Linked DNA regions of Mus musculus: region 2 is linked to region 1. A link is a loop called in an ENCODE intact Hi-C map of the cell type or tissue named here. Cell type or tissue: left cerebral cortex. All regions are shown on one strand.

What was found. Peaks named below come from ENCODE experiments on the same cell type or tissue, not always from the same donor. Only the 100,000 strongest peaks of a DNase experiment are listed, where the experiment ranks them.
Region 2: a loop joins it to region 1, with 6 times the contacts of the local background. A loop is called at or near these places in 34 of 42 quality-filtered maps.

The regions. Positions count from the first base shown.
Region 1 is chr11:63,917,227-63,925,226 of GRCm38, forward strand. It overlaps Hs3st3b1 (heparan sulfate (glucosamine) 3-O-sulfotransferase 3B1), which reads right to left and starts at 5,058. Exons shown (of 2, transcript NM_018805.2): 1 at 4,108-5,058. The coding sequence starts at 4,661. In left cerebral cortex, a CTCF peak has its summit at 3,431; DNase peaks (open chromatin) are centred at 3,425, 5,168 and 7,096; H3K4me3 peaks cover 2,426 bases.
Region 2 is chr11:64,430,784-64,438,783 of GRCm38, forward strand. It overlaps Hs3st3a1 (heparan sulfate (glucosamine) 3-O-sulfotransferase 3A1), which reads left to right and starts at 4,549. Exons shown (of 2, transcript NM_178870.5): 1 at 4,549-5,843. The coding sequence starts at 5,284. It overlaps F930015N05Rik (RIKEN cDNA F930015N05 gene), which reads right to left and starts at 5,891. Exons shown (of 1, transcript NR_028445.1): 1 at 2,352-5,891. In left cerebral cortex, no CTCF peak of the experiment used is centred here; DNase peaks (open chromatin) are centred at 4,605, 5,004, 5,100, 5,465 and 1 more place; H3K4me3 peaks cover 1,718 bases; H3K27ac peaks cover 456 bases.

The sequences.
Region 1 (8,000 bases):
CACATCTGCCTTCTGATTAATGAGCACAAAGTAATCACGGTGTCGTTCTCCACTTGGGATCATTCTATCGTTTTAAATGAACAAATTAATTCCAAAGAGCTTAGGAAGATGTCACTTAACCTGGGCCTCCCAGCCTGAAAAGGGCAAATGGCATTGAATAAACCGTTTCCTCCAGGAGACACTGGCTGTTTTTTCAACCACTATACTTGAGGGCTATTTTTGTCATTTTAATGACTCCTTTGATTCTAGCTGTTCTGTGCAGAGAAATAAAAGTGCCAGAGTGGTATGATTATCCTCATCTAGTTAGAAACCAGTGCAAGATGATTCCCAGTCAATTGTCCCCACATTACAAAGGTTTTAAGATAAATGACAAAGTGGGCACTCGGCACGGGGGCCACCGGAGGTAGGCAGGAAACCTTCAAACACTATTAGAGCAGACATCACTTTGAAGAATTACACATGACTAACAGCACGTTTTAGTCACTAAAGTCAGGGAGCCTGGCACAGAAGGCTGTCCTGTTGGAAGAACTCTTGTCACTTTCTAGCTGTGAGACTTTGAGCAAGTTGATTAACCTCTCTGTTCCGGCCTGTGTTTCGTCACCTGTCAAAGTATCCACTTCACAGGATGGTAATGAGGATTAAATCAGCTAACCATAACACTTGAAACAGTGCCTGGAACAAATGTTTAGTACATTTTAACAGTATTGTTAAACCACACACACACAGACACAAACACACACACAGAGCGAGTCACACACATACACACACCCACAGAGATCGACACCCCCACTCACTCCCCGCCCCCCCCCACTCCCTACCCCCACCCCCCTCTGCCGCTTATTTTGTACAACAGAAATTGAAAGGGGACCTGAAAGAAGTTCCCACTACTGTGGAGCAAATGACAATCATATAAAGTCTGACTAACTTAACTCCTAAACTCTGGTCATCAAATTCTTGGAAATTTACAAAAACTTGAGCTGGATCAAGAAGAAATCCTTTTTAAAAACATCAATGTCTCTCTGTCAGTTTAAATCTTTATACCAGGCCGGCTGGTGGCTTGCTCCAAGGCCTGTAAATTTCTGGTCTCCTAACCCCAATCCTCTCAGACACCACAGCCCCATGAGCCCCTTAGACATCACTAAGTTTGGAAAGTGATCAGAGAACCCTGGATATGAACTGGAAAGTCAGCTCAGAACTCTGGACAAACTGGGCCTCAAACAGACTGGAACTAGCTCATATTAGCTTCGATTTTGCAAACTTGGGTGGTGGAGGCAGCAGGGTCGGCTCCAAGTTGCCACCAAAGCAGGCTCTGACCTCCCAGGATTCTGCCACACACCCTACCCCACCCCCACCCCCACCCCCACGTTGGCTGATGGTGCATTGGTAGGGAGCTGTAAGGACTGCAAATTCCCTGGCATCCAGGAAAATCCACGAGGCTCTGGGCCCCTGGCAGGTCTGTGTATTAACCCATTAAACTCATTAACAACTCGCTCAGACACAGCCACGACCCTCATTCTACAACCGATTGCCCGCTGACCCCAGAACTCAACCATCCATTCCACACACCCTCCCATTTTGTCTCAAAGGCCTTAAAAGCGCCTCGCCTTGCTCACACTTCGGCTTTGAGGACTTGTTTTAACCAAGATTGTGCCTTGCAACAACATTCTAGTTAATCATTATTTATGCTGTTCTCCAGCGGGTGGCCTATCTCGGGACAGAGAAGGAGGGACCCTACAGGCCTGGTTTGGAGCACAGCCTTGAGTGCCCGGTGGACTCCAGCCGGGAAGGGATAGTTGCAGCCCTCTGGGTCAGCGGCTCCTGAGCCTGTTGGATTTAGACTTTCAAGGTTGCTTTCAAATAAATCGTGAAGTCCTTACATTGCTCCAGGCACTCCGAACAGTCTAAAATGATTTATAAGCTCTAAATAAACAGCATTAACTTTTTTTTCTTTTAAGAAAATATTCAGTAACTCTGCTGGCACACTGGTCGCTGGTGGGACAGCCAGGGAAGGCCGCGCGGACAGGACACTTGCGCTACTGCTACTGCAGCTAGATCACCAGGTCACCGCCGCGAGGCCCGTGCCTCCCTATGGCTTCCGAAGGAAAAGGACCCCGGCCCCCCGCGGCCTGTTGGAACCCGGGTGGCCCGCATGGCTGCTGGCGGCGCGGTTTCGGGTCGCCGGTCCCCGCCAAGCTCTTCGGCTGTGCTCTCCGTCGCCGCCCAAGAGAAGCGAGGGCCTCCAGAGCCCCAAGGGCGGTGGCAGGTGGAGGCAGCCACCTCTGCCGCCGCCTCTGTGTGAATCTTCCAGTGGGGATTTCCACCACCTGCCCCAGGTGCCTCTAAAACCTTCAAGGGCTCAGCGACTCGCCCGCCACTTGCTACCAACCCAGCCCGAGTGGGTCTGGTTAAAAAAAAAAAAAAAAAAAAGACCCAGGCTGCCTCGGGTTCGGCTCCGCCAGAAATGATTCTAAAGATTAGCCTGCCACCAGGTCCTCGGAACCTTATCCCAGGAGCCCGTTGTGTACAGGACGAGTGGAGGCAAAGAGGTAATGGCATCAACAACACATCGATGGCAACAGCCTACAGATAGCGAAGGCCCCCGTGGTAAACTGCTCCTGGCTGCACCCAAGGATTCACCCTTCCAGGCCCAGCCAGAATCCAAGTTATTCCCAGTGCCCGGATGAGACCCAGGACTCATCGGACGAGAATCCGAGCGTTGCACCCGGAGTCTCCATTCTTAGCCCGCAGTGTTCTGGGAACTGTGAGAAAGGAGACCGTCACTGCTGGCTTAAACCTCCAGACTTGGGCAACTCTTCCCAATTTAAAATAATAATAATAGTAGTAAAGAACAAAGGGGAGGGGGCGAGAGAGGCTGGGAAGGAAGCTGCTTTAATCCTCAGGGTCAGGCCCTTTTATTTGCCACGCCATCCGTGTCCTAGAAAGTATGGTCGAGGCAGAGAGCCGGGTTCGGTTCGTGTTTCTCCTTGTTTTCGGAAATCCTGATGCTCTTTGAAAGTAATTGGGTCTGGGGGGAAAAAAATCGAGGGAGACGCTAATGCTGGGTGATGACCTAAAGCGCTGAGGACCCGGCTGGGTTTCCGGAAACTGGGGTGTGACCCCTCCAGCAACTCACACCAAACCAGCAGCCCGGGATGCAGTGGGCAGAGGTCGTGAATGTGACCCGGGAGCCTCGGTCCCTTTAGAACTGGGCTCACAGCCGGAAGCCACGACCCCGAAACAACCCTCATTTCTCAATCAATGGCCCAGGGATATTCTTTGAGGTCGGACATGTACCAGGTCCGCAGAAATACACGTCCTTGTCTTGGCGCTCCCAGCACCGAGACCGGGAAGGCGAAGCGGCTGCGCCGGCAGCGCCTCGGGCGCCCAGAAGCCTTCAAAGAGGCTGCGCGCTGCAGTGCGCGCCTTTGCCCGACAGGGACCAGCACAGCTCCACGCCCGGCGCGCCGCAGCCAGCAAAGTCGCGCAGCCTCCCGGTTACCCTCCCTAGCACAAGCGCCTCGCAAGCTGAGCGGGTCAGACCCCCTTCGGGTTGCGGCAACAAGAAGAATTGTAACAAAAAGTTAGACTCAAAACACCCTTGGCTCTGAGCCTTAGCCTGCGCCCCTCTCCCCATCTGGGCAGCAGAAGCGACTCTAGCAGTTGGTGCTCGTTAAAGGCTGTGACCCAGAGGCGCACAACACTCCTCCCCGCGTCCCTGGCTGCAAGAGAGACAAAATCCTAACCACTCCGAGTTATTCGCGTGGGATGCGGCCACAGCCAAAAGGTAACCGGTTCCTCCGGCGCTTTCCCAGTAGCTGCCGGGTGGGTGTCTTTGTGGAGAGATCACCTAAATGGTTCTAGGGCGCAGCATACCAGCCAACGGTGCCAAGCTAAAAGTTTCTGTAGGTGGCTGTCTCAGCCTACTCCGGAGCATCTGATTTCTCCCCAACTGTCCACCAGCAATGTGCGGTCGCACTTTGGTCCCCGCCCGCCCTAAATTGACGGAAGTTGTACCCCTGCTTCCCTCCCCACCTGACGCGCAACGGCCGGTGGGGGCTCACGGTCGGGATCACGGCCGGCGCAGCGGCCCCTGGAGAGGAAACTCACCGGTACCAGGCAAGACCCTTGTGGTAGCTGCGGTCGAAAAAGTGGGGCTCGGCGCCCACGGCGCGCACGTCGGGGTGCACGCGCAGGAACTCCAGCAATGCCCGCGTGCCGCCCTTCTTCACCCCGATGATGATGGCCTGCGGCAGCTGCTTGCTCCCAGCGCCGCTGAAGAAGCTGGAGATGGGACTGGGGGAGTCCGGCGCCTCTGGACTCTGCTCCTCCTGGCTCCCAGCGCCTACTGTCTTATCCTTGCCTGCAGCCAGCGAATTGGCCGGAGGTGCCCGGAAGGGCATCTTAGGGGATGTCTCATTCGGAGCTGTGACCAGGGCTGGCTGAGCGTGAGTAGCGCGGGACCCCGAGCCCAGGAGCAGCAGGCCGGGAGCGGCGGTACAGGAGCCGGCGCACGAGTACAAAAACATGTACAGCCAGATGCAAAGCATGGCGAAGAGCAGCGCGAGCTTCCTCCTCACCGGCGGCGGGGGCGGCGGCGGCTGCGGCAGGAACCGGCCCGGGACATCGAGACAGGACCGGCCGCCGCTCAGGCGCTGCCCCATACGCGGCCCGCGGGCGCGGCCAGGGGCATGGCTCAGCACATGGCAGGAGTCCCGCCGGAACAGAGAGCACCGCGACGGTCCCCTGCCACTTTGAGCCCGGAGTGATTCGGTTTATTGCCCTCCTGCGCGCGCGGCTGCCGAGGCTGCGGCTCTTCCCCGGGTGGCGGCGGCGGTTGCAGCGGCGACGGCTCTTGACATGATGCCCACGAGAAGCCGGGGTTGGAAAGCTAAGTCCAGGCGACGGGAACTGTGAGCAGACGCGCTGTCAGTTACGCTGTGCCCCGCACTCAGTAACTCTGGACGGGGCGCACGACAGCTCGCCGGGGCTGCCTCCTCGCAGCCAGGAGATTGAGAGCAGCCCCGGCGCTTGCCCGCTGAGGCTGCGGCGGAGAACTGCGCAGGAAGAGAGCCCAGCACTGAGGTGGAGTGGGCGGTCCCGGCCTTCCGAGTGACGGGCTGCGCTACCTACCAGGAGGCGCGAGCAGCATGCAAATGCCGGAGCTTCACCCAAGTCGAAACAGCCAATCGTCTCTCGGAACGTGGGGGTGTGGAAAGGGTTCGCGAAGGGGGGTAGAGCAGTATGGGGTTGCTATTGGCTTCAGAATTCAAGGGGCGGGTTCAGGGAGGCGAGGCCATCGGCTGGTGACAGGAGCAGATGGTGAGGATGCTGGAGTGACCCAACGCTGAAAGAGGTCCCACCCGGTTGAGTGGCGCTCTCTTATACACGCGCGCTTTTCCACACTCGCTTCTGAGGCCAGTCTTGGCTATAGTTGCCTATGTGACAAAGATGCCAGTCCTCATCCAAGGGTCCCGCCATCCGGCTCCTGAGTGTAAAAGCTGCAGAAAAGAGACAGGGATGGAAGAGGGAAAGCCGACCAGACGTGTTTCCAGCCCCACCCGCAAACCCAGTTTCATAATCGGGGCTCAGGGAAGGGCCTCCAACAGACCCTGATTTAGGAAGTTTAAGTAGGGAAAACCTCGGCGGAAGTCACTAACTTTCCCGCTCTCTCAATATTGTCCAGAATGGTCTCCCTGTGCCTGGCGCTTAATAGGGACAGACGTAAACACTATCTCACTCTTTCCAAACTCTCCTGAAAAGGCCTGGGGGGTGAACAGAGAGAAGGAAGGTTGTTTAGTTTAAAGACACTAGTTGAAACTTAAAGTCACATGTCGGAGTTTTATATGGGTATCTGTTCCTTGGCATCATTAATTTGATAGATGTTCTAACTTCTTTCTCTTGAACAAACAATTAAGCCGGCATCCGCCCCTGCTTAGAAGATTGGTTGGGTTTCTGACCTATGACTCTGTACTGAATCCTAGGCGTTTTCCCCCAATAACTTTTTTTTAAGTCGAATGTTGATATGGGGTAAATTCAGGAGTAGTGACTAGCACTTATTTAATGGTGAAAATCCACTCCGAGGCTTCCTTGTTTCGCACCTTTGTCCAGGGGGGCGGCCCGGAAAGGGGTCTTCTCAGAAACTGTCAGCTCTGGTGAGGGAAGCTCGGGCGCTGATGCCTGGCCAAATTTCTGCGCTGGCGATCGGAGTTAGGAAAGTCGGGATGGGGACGTTCACCCAAGTGGCGGCTTGAGAGCCTTTCGGTGCCTGGAATCCATTTTCCGCAAGACCGAAAGGCCTCCAACGCCAGGCTGCGTGCGGTTCCGGGACAGAATTTTCATTCCTTCCGACCCCCGTGCAGGCCGCGGGGACGCAGGAGGTGACTCACTCTGCGGCCACAGGCGCCTTGCACTTCCCGGTGGGCACCGGCGGGCGAAGCGGAACCGATCTTATCCTTTCTCCCTTTACTCAACTATTTGAGACAGTGTGGGGGTAATCAGAGTGCATACTGTCTCCCTCCCGGAATTAATGTCCCCAAGTGCCCAGAGCTCTTGCTGCTCCTCCACGGTCCGGCTTCCGGACGGTAGAGCCAAGCTAAAAAAGTAGGTTTGAGTTGTGCACCTCGGATTTGAAGTGCATCCTAGCCATAGCGGTGACCAAAGATGACAGAGCGGCCGCCACCGGACCTCTGCGCTCTTGCTATACTCTTTTGACATCCCTATGTGTCTAGCCCAAGACAATTTCCTACAAAACGGTTGAGAGGGAAATCATTTAGTCGGAGGACACTTTTCTTTCTTCTCCTTTATTGCAGCTGTTAGGATTTCTAGGGTTTCCACACCCCTCCCCACCGCCGTCGCTGAGATGTGGGTTCTTCGAAGTGATTTAATAGTCCTCATTAAAAAAAAAAAAAAGTTAATCAGTCAATGTAGGAACAAATGCATCTCTGAGCACTAGTCCGGCTTTTTGTTTTCAGTTCGAGAAGGAAAGATCAGGGTCTCCGACCGGCGCCTTTTCAAGTTCTCGTTATTTAGATGGGAAGGAAGTTGCTGATTTGAAAGTGGTGAATTGCAGTTCCCACGTGGCTCCCTGAAGGCCTGACTACGTGTAAATAGAAATGGTCCCTGTCCTGTGGGTTAGCAAAGGCCATTAAGTGAGCGATTACACATCGAGACCACCGGATATATTTGGAGTCTCTTTTTCCGGGGGTGGAGGGAGGAAGCCAACGAGTGGAAGCAAAGACGTGGGCGTCGGAAATTGCCAAAAGTGTGGCGCTGAGCTGAGCGCCTAAGGGCTAAATCGCAGCCTGGCCTACTAGGTCCGGTTGCGGAGAACAATAGGGGAGTTCTCTCTATGCCCCAAGCCAGGGCCTCGGCCGTCCAAGGTCAGCGGGTGGGCGGGGTCAGAATTTGCAGTTCGGAGCAAGTTGCAGGCTGCGACTGCACGCTTTGGTCCTTTGGCCTTCAAACTCCCCAGGAGCTATCCTGGAGTGACTTGGGAGTTACTCCTGTGCCATAGCTTCCCTCGTTCAGACCTCAGCAGATGCCATTTCTTGCTTGGCCTTACACACCAAATGCGAAGCCTGAGATTCGATCTTGGGCAGAGCTGATGCCAATCTGACTGGAACCCCCTACCTTTATCTATCGTTCCTGGGTATCCAACAAGTGCTACCACCAGAACCAGAAAAAGAAAAAAAAATGCCCTCCAATAAACTTATCCACAATGCTTACTCTTTGGAAAATATGTTAAGGGGAGAATTCAGCTTCAGCACACCTGAGGTTTATGTCTTATTTGGGTTCGTTTATTCATGGTTACCTAATGAGAGCGAGTACCCAGTCTAATCTGCAAGGCAGTGGTGGTCCTTGCCTTCTTTCCCTGGGTCCTGTAGCTAGCAACCTGTTGTGACTCCAAACTTTCTAAAAAGGAATGGCCTGAGCTAAGATTCCAGCAGAACACGCTCTCCGGCTTCCATCCTAGCAGCTGCGCCTGACCCGCCTCCTTTCTG
Region 2 (8,000 bases), 510 kb after region 1:
CAAACAACATCAAAAAAGAAACAATAAAACAAAAATTAAAAAAAAACACAAAATAAAACAAAAACAAGATTCTGCTTATGGAGAATATACATTTTATAGATGCTTAGAGTCCTCTAACAGATATTTATTGACTGCCTCTTAGGGTCACCATGTTTACCAATATTACTCAAAATACAGTAGCGGCACCCCATTCTCCCATTCTTCCAACACATTTTGAAATTGATGGCATCCTCTACTGGCCCTTCATTTCCAGGAAATAACTGAATGTCATTTTTGCTATCTGTAGTAAGGATGGTCACTCCATTGGCATACACTCCTGTCCTGACTTGGTAAAAGAAAAAGCTCTGTTACAAAGGCAAAGGCAGCCATGTCTATGTTCACAGACATTCTACCACGATGGGGACTCTCATAAAAATCATACAAGGTATTCAAGATCTGACTTCTGCTTTTACCCCCTCATTTCTTATGGTCTCTAGCTCTCATTAACATCTTGCCCAGGCTAATCATTCCCATTGAAACATGTGCAGTTTACAGCAAAGTACTGTCCCCCCTGTCTCTTAGTCTTTTTTTTTCTCATTGAATACCCCTCCTGTCTTAGTTGGGTGTTTCTATTTCTGCACAAAGCATCATGACCAAGAACCAAGTTGGGAGGAAAGGATTTATTCAGCTTACACTTCCACATTGCTGTTCATCACTAAAGGAAGTCAGGACTCGAACTCTAGCAGGTCAGGAAGCAGGAGTTGATGCAGAGGCCATGGAGGGATGTTACTTATTAGCTTGCTTCCCCTGGCTTACTCAGTTTGCACTCTTATAGAACCTACGACTATCAGGCCAGGGATGGCACCACCCGAAGTGGGCCCTCCTACCCTTAATCACTGATTGAGAAGATGCCTTATAGCTGGATCTCATAGAGGCATTTCCTCAAGGGAGGCTCCTTTCTCCATGATAACTCCAGCTTGTGTCAAGTTGACACACAAAACCAGCCAGTACACACCCCCAATCTTGTAGCTCTTCTCTTGATTCATTGGCTCATTCAGCGCATCTCCCCAGGACATATCTTTGCATCAGGTAATATGTTTGATCTTGAAGGTGTACCAGCGAGCAGTGAGGTACTTATAGCCTAAGGGGGAGGTATAGGTGGCCAGGCCAGTCGTCTCTGTAACTCTGGTCCTTTCTGAGGTTCTGAACCAGGATCTTTCATCAAAGGAAAGAGAGGAGATGGACGAAGAAGGCATTCTTGAAGATGAATTTTGAGTTGGAATCTACAGGATTGTTAAACATGAACACCATTTGACTTGAGAGAACAAAAAGGAGTACCATCAAGAACTGAATGTGCAGCATACAGTCTAGTAGTTTGTTGAGTATAGCCCTATCCTCTGATGAGCATGGGTAGAGAATTTTTCTCACGAAGCTCATAAAACCCATGTGTCCTCACAGGTGAGACACCATCGATCTCTTTGCAGTGTTCCTTGTTCCTGCTGCAGGTAGATGACCTGAATACTTGATACTAGCCAGCTTCTGAGCTTTCTGGCTTCTATGTTGGTTAGTCCATCAGGGCACACTGACTCTAGATGTTCCAGATGAAGGCAGGAATACAGAAGGGGACAATTAAGGGACAGTGAAGGGGACATTAGGGTGGTTTCTTATATATGTTTGCTTCCTGGGGATGGAGAAATAAAAAGAAAAGTCTATCATGATGTTATATGTATTATCTATCATCTGTTTATTTGTACATGTTTGCATATGCGAGCTTACACACAGACACACACACACTCAGATTCCTTTCCTAGAAGGTCATCTTAGTCCAGCTTGTCCAAACACCAAGGTACAGTCCTTTGCTTTACAACTGGCTTTTTCTAGCTATGATTTCCCCCTCTGCTTATGATCCATCTCACCTCTGTAGATGTAATCCTCATTGCTTCAAGGCAACTAGCCCAGGAGTCCTGTGATAAACTCAGGCTCTGTCTCAGCTACTTCTCTGTAAAAGTCTTTTGTTCATAAAGCTCCCATGAGTTATCTTTATTTAAATGTGGGTGTCTTACTACTGCCCAAAGGACCCTCCTCCTCTGAAACAGTACTGTCTTCTGGGCTGTCACTTCAGTAGTGACAAGCTACATGTGGGTACTGAGCATCTAAAATGTGGCTTCAATTAAGGTGTGCAAAGAAGAGGAAAATACACTGGTATCCAAAGGCTTGGATGAAGAAGAGAGAAAGAGAGAGAGAGAGAGAGAGAGAGAGAGAGAGAGAGAGAGAGAGAGAGAGAGAGAGAGAAAGGAGGGAAGGAAAAAAGGGAGAGGGAGGGAGGGAGGGAGGGAGGGAGAGAGAGAGAGAGAGAGAGAGAGAGGAGAAAGGTGTTCCAATATGGTTTCTGCTCTTCACAGAGTGCCACAGAGGTCAATATGCATAATAGCCATTTATTCAGCTTATGTTTCTGCATGCTAGGAAAAGTCTGGGGGCTTGGGGCCACATCATTCCTATGCACGATGTATATACTATATACAATATCACCTTATGATGAACTACAGTTGAACTGGGAGCTCAGTGCTTTCCAGATGAGAAAACATATATTCTGGTGACCATCTGCACAACGACACACTTTCAGAGCAACTTTTAAATGGTCTCTGTTTTTGTTGTCTTCCTTCTACAAACCAGACTGAAATACACAGAGGAAAGTTTCAAAACACATTAAACCTTAAGCTTCAAAGTGGTTTGTCAATATCCAATTTTCAGACATAATAGGACATGGAAACTTGGCAAGGCATGTTGCTCATCCTGGGCAAAGACCAGTGCTTTCTGGTCTCTGCTTCTAAACAGATCTTCATTGGTCTGGGAATCAGTTGTGACTGGTAGTTTATGAACACGGCACTATTCTTACCCAACAGGCCACATGTGATCCAGTTCTATCCAAGCAAACTTAGAATCAGTAGGGCCCCTGTGGAAGCTGAAAGGCAACCCCCTAACTTACACTTCCTTGGTCAAATGGGGAATGAGCAGGAAGAGGAGAGAAAATCTGAGTGTCAAAGCTAGGCAGCCAGGATTCCTAAGTGAGTTTCCTGAGACCTAGCTCTCTTGACTGCTGGACTCTTATTAGCACAGGGAGGGGAGGGGTTAGGGAGCTAGGAAGATGTCTACAGCGCACAGGATTGGGCTACAGTGACCAGGGCACAGCCCACATTGCCAGGTATCTTGCAGGAGACAGAAATAAGGAAGCAATACGATTAGGACAAAAATGAAATATCTGGTGGTGGAAGAGATGGCTCGGCAGTAAGAGCCCTGGCTGCTCTTCTAGAGGACCTGGTACAATTCCCAGCACCCACATCTAGGCTAACAACTGTCAGGAACTCCAGTTCAAAGAGATTTAGAACTCTCCAGCTGGCACCAGGTACCCACGTGGTGCACAGACACACATGCAGGCAAAACAGCCATACACATAAAATACAAATAAATGAAAAATTGAAAACAAAACCACCACAGAGTAACAGCCAAAGAAAGCAATCAAACCTTCAACATCTCCTGAAGATTTTACTACTCACCTCCCCAGGAGCCAGCAAGGGGCAGATTTTACCTCTTTGTGACTTGCTTTGGGGGCATGGGAAGGGTATCTAGGGGTCAGGGGAAATAAGAGAAAAAGGAACCCGTTGTTTAGGGAAGGACTCTTAACTCTCAAAGAGTGAAAACACATTCACGCATGTGGGTGGTGCACATATGCAAAGTATTAAACTTTATCAACAACTGGTTATACGGATTTGGAATTGTACTTATTATTTTTTAAATATAATTTCTGTTTTGGTGTATTTATTGATCTAGTTTCTAAGGGGTTCCTTTCCAGGTCCTATGAGACTCTTCATCTTTTTAAATAAATCCAAAGGAAAAACAAGCAAGCAAGCAAACTAACAGACAGACTTGTAAGGGCCCTCAGTGGACAGGGAAGTAGAAGGCAAGTCTGTACTGAAGCTGTCTCTTTGCCCAGACAAATGGGGGCGTGGCCTGCCAAGAACTCTTGGGAACAAAACTTCAGAAGTCTCTGGGATGAGAGGGGATGGGATGGGTGGGCTGGAGAAGGGTAGGAATACAGAAGCTGGGACCAGAGGGAATCAGGAAGTGGGGATCTGGGGGTGTTAAGGCTGCTAAGGACTAAGCTGAGCTGGAGAGGTCTGAGAACCCCCAATCCGGCAAGGGGTGGACTGGCTGGGCGTTAGACTCAGGCAATCATACAGGCGCTGTCAATCTGACAGCGCCCAGAGACCTAGGGGTGGAGGAGGAGGAAGGAGGAAAGGAGAGAGGGAGTGCGAGGAAGGGGCGTCTCCTCTGTCGTCCGCGCCCTCTCCAGTGTATTGGGCGGTGCCTCGTCACCTTTTTTTTTTTTTTTTGTCCCGGTCCCACCCCTTCTGCCTCTCTAGCCCGGCCCCTGCGCCTCTGCTCTGCACCCTAGAGCGGATCCCCGCGTTGGTCTGGCCTGGGCCGTTGACGTCACCACCAAGTTTGCTGTCCTTCGCGTCCCACGTGTGGCGGTAGCGGCTGAGGAGGCTGCGGGGAGAGCCCAAGAGCACAGTGGCAGCGGTGGCTGACAGGTCCCGCACAGCGGGGCCCCTCCAAGCTGTTCCCAGCTGGGGCCCCAGAGGAGTGGGTAGACTTCCGGAGCGCTCAAGAGGCCAGAAGGCTTGAGTCCCATTCGGATAGAGGGACTAGGGGGACTTTGCTTGCTCGGTTGCTGAGACGAGCTGAGCCAGGACTCAGGGCACGCTCCTGGGCGGGCCAGGAGAGCAGAAGCTGGAAAAAGGGTCACTCGTTCTAACCGGAGCGTACACAATTCTTCGGCCCGAGAGTCCTGCGCCCGCTCCACGGGGGACTGAGCCAAGGATGTGTTATCGCTGAGCCAAGTTCCGCACCGCTCAGGACCCTGCTGAGCCGAGCACCTTCGCCACTGCCGCCGCAGAGACTCCCTTGCCGGGCGACTCTCGGAGACCCAGGGCGCGGAGCTCTGCGCAGCTAGGCTCAGGACTCGGGCGCGTTTCAGACCCAAGACCATGGTTTCTTAAGCACGGCCCCGCACCCCTTTCCTCCTCGTCGCCCGAAGCCCAGGACCCCAAGAAGGGCTCGCAGTGCTTGGTCCCTAGTTCCAGCCCCTGCTGCCGCCCAGCGGGGCAGCTCTCAGGCACGCAGGGCGGCTCAGGCGATGCGGCCGCGGGGCAGCACGCTGGCTGGCAGCGGGGATGGCGGAGCTCCCAGCACAGTCGTGGCCTAGCATGGCCCGCTCGCCGTCCGAGGTCGCCTCTGGCTAGGATGGCCCCCTCGGGTCCCACCGGCGCCCAGCCCAGCCCGGCGGAGCCACTGTCGCGCAGCATCTTCAGGAAGTTCTTGCTGATGCTCTGCTCGCTACTCACTTCCCTCTACGTCTTCTACTGCCTGGCGGAGCGCTGCCCACCCGGCTCGGGCCCCGTCGCGGGGGTCCCGGGGCGCGGCGTCCCTGCAGGACCCAGGGAACTGGCGATGTGGCCCGCGGGAGCGCCAAGGAAGCGCCTCCTGCAGCTGAGGCAACGGAGGAGGCGCGGGCGGTCGGGGCCAGGAGACAGCAGCGACCAGGAGGAGCAGAGCCCTGGGCTGGCCGCCGCACCAGGAGGCTCCGGGGCGGGAAGCAGCGTGGCCGAGGCCCAGCCGGGGACCCTGGCCTTACTTCTGGACGAGGGCAGCAAGCAGCTGCCGCAGGCCATCATCATCGGCGTGAAGAAGGGCGGCACGCGGGCGCTGCTGGAGTTCCTGCGCGTGCACCCCGACGTGCGTGCCGTGGGTGCTGAGCCCCACTTTTTTGACCGCAGCTACCACAAGGGCCTCGCCTGGTACCGGTGAGCGCGGGGACCCCCATGGGTACTTCTGAGCGCTGGCTGTGCAGAGGGGGAGACTAGGAAGGGATGGCAAAGGGGGAGCAGTAGCTGTTCCCATCTTGGGCTCCCGTTCTTCTCCCTTGGGGAGGGGCAGATGGAGAGAGGAATGGAGATCTTGATTTTAATTGTCAGGGCTCCCCAGTTCCCCAAACATCTTATTCCTTGAAATCGCCCTAGTAATTAGATAAAGGAAAAGAAAAGGAAAGAGGAGAGTTTCCTTTTAAGTTAGAAAACTGTTCCTCATTACTGGGCTTACCAAGGGAAGCCTATGTCTATTCCTTTATCTTTGGGGTAATTCCCTGTGGTTAACATGGGTCTTTGCTCCGGTATTTATTTGCCTTGACCCTTTGCCAGATAGTTGTCCAAGGTGGTAAGTCATATAGAAACTTAGTAAAAGTGTCAAGAGTCCCTGTAGTTTGGATAATCTATGCCTCATCACGTGCCAGCAACGACTAACTGGGTTTTAAAGAACACTTTGTTGGTAATACTATCAGCCTGACAGAAATTTTTCTAAAGATCTCCTAACTATTATCTTTACAAATAAGATAGTTAATTTTAAAGGGGGGGGGGAAATCATGGGAAAATGCGCTGGATACAATTTAGGAAGTAAATGTTATTTACAGGATAAGCTGATTTGCCAGTGTCAAATTCAGATCACCTATAATATCAGAGTTAGCCAAACTCTAATAAATTCTAGCGTGGCCTGGATTTGGTTTGTGGTAAAAAATACTGATTTATTTTCCCCTCTCCTCCAAGTTCAAGGACAAAATTCATATGGTTAGAATTTTCTCATTTTTATAAAGTTCAGCCTGTTCATAAAATATTCATTCTCATTATAACTGAAACAATATTAGAAAAGTTATGACACAGTTGAGGTACACGTGGAAGGAACCATTCATAAAATACAGACAGACATGATGTGACGAGTTTATTCACTTGTAGAGTCAAGAACATGTTCAGATTGATTTCGGGAGCTGAATTTATAGTTTAGTCCTAAAAAAATAATAATCAAATTCAAACATTAAACACTTCTAAAAACAGTAACTTCCCAGTCATTGGAAAGAAAAACAATCAGCTTTCCCCTGATATAGCATATATATCATTTAAAATCATCAGCCACTTAAATATACTCCCTCCCCCATGCTTCTGTCATTTATGCCCTATCCTCTGGGAAGTTCTTATGCAGTGACCTGTTGAGTCTGGACAACAGGTCCTTCTTCTGGACACAAAGGCTGTTCTGTGCTATTCCCCAAGGACACAAGAATGAAGTGATTAAAGACCCCTAAAACTCTTATCTAGAGCCGCTCGCATTGAATGTGGCCTCATACAGTGCAGGGAGAGACCCATTTCAAGCCATCAGTCTGAGACATACAGGCCGGCCCTGGGCTCTGAGGTACAATTAAATATAGTGAAACATTTAGTACTAATCCCCTTCATTTTTGCTTTGCCCTACTAAACTTTATTTTCACAAGATGGGATTGCTTCTTCTTACTCCAGTAACGTCTGTTTGAGGGCATGGTATATCTACAGACCTGGATCTGATTTTCTGTGGAACTTTCTGAAATCATGTAAAAGCAAGAAGGTTTTGAGGTAACTCGAAACACAACTACTTTAAAAAAAAAAGTATGGAAAAAAAAAAAAGAAAAAGAAAAAGTCATAAACTTTAAGGCCGCCCTGTCCTTTACTATGAAGAAAATCTCCTTGGATTGTTTATCCAGTAGAGGAGTTTTATAAAGCAATTTATGGTGGTTACAAAAATAACTGCACAGTAGGCTTCATGGTTTGGTGAATTTAATTTTCCAAGTGTCGGAACAATGTCTTTGTTTTAACATTCACAGTGGAGTGGGTTTTTTTTTTTTTTATTGAATGCATAAATTTAAGCTCACTGAATTATATGAGAAACTCTTATTTAAGAGGACCCAACCTGTGGAGCCTGGATTATGGGATTATTTAATGAAAATTTCCCCACGGGTTCTTTTCATCTTGACTCTGAACTTGGAGTTTGATGTTTGTGAGAAGGACTGAAGACTGAAGTCTCTATGTGAGAAAACCCCACACAGGCTGTCTTGAAGCTGCTGTTCATTTTGGCTACTTATATTTACCTAATATTCAGAAGAA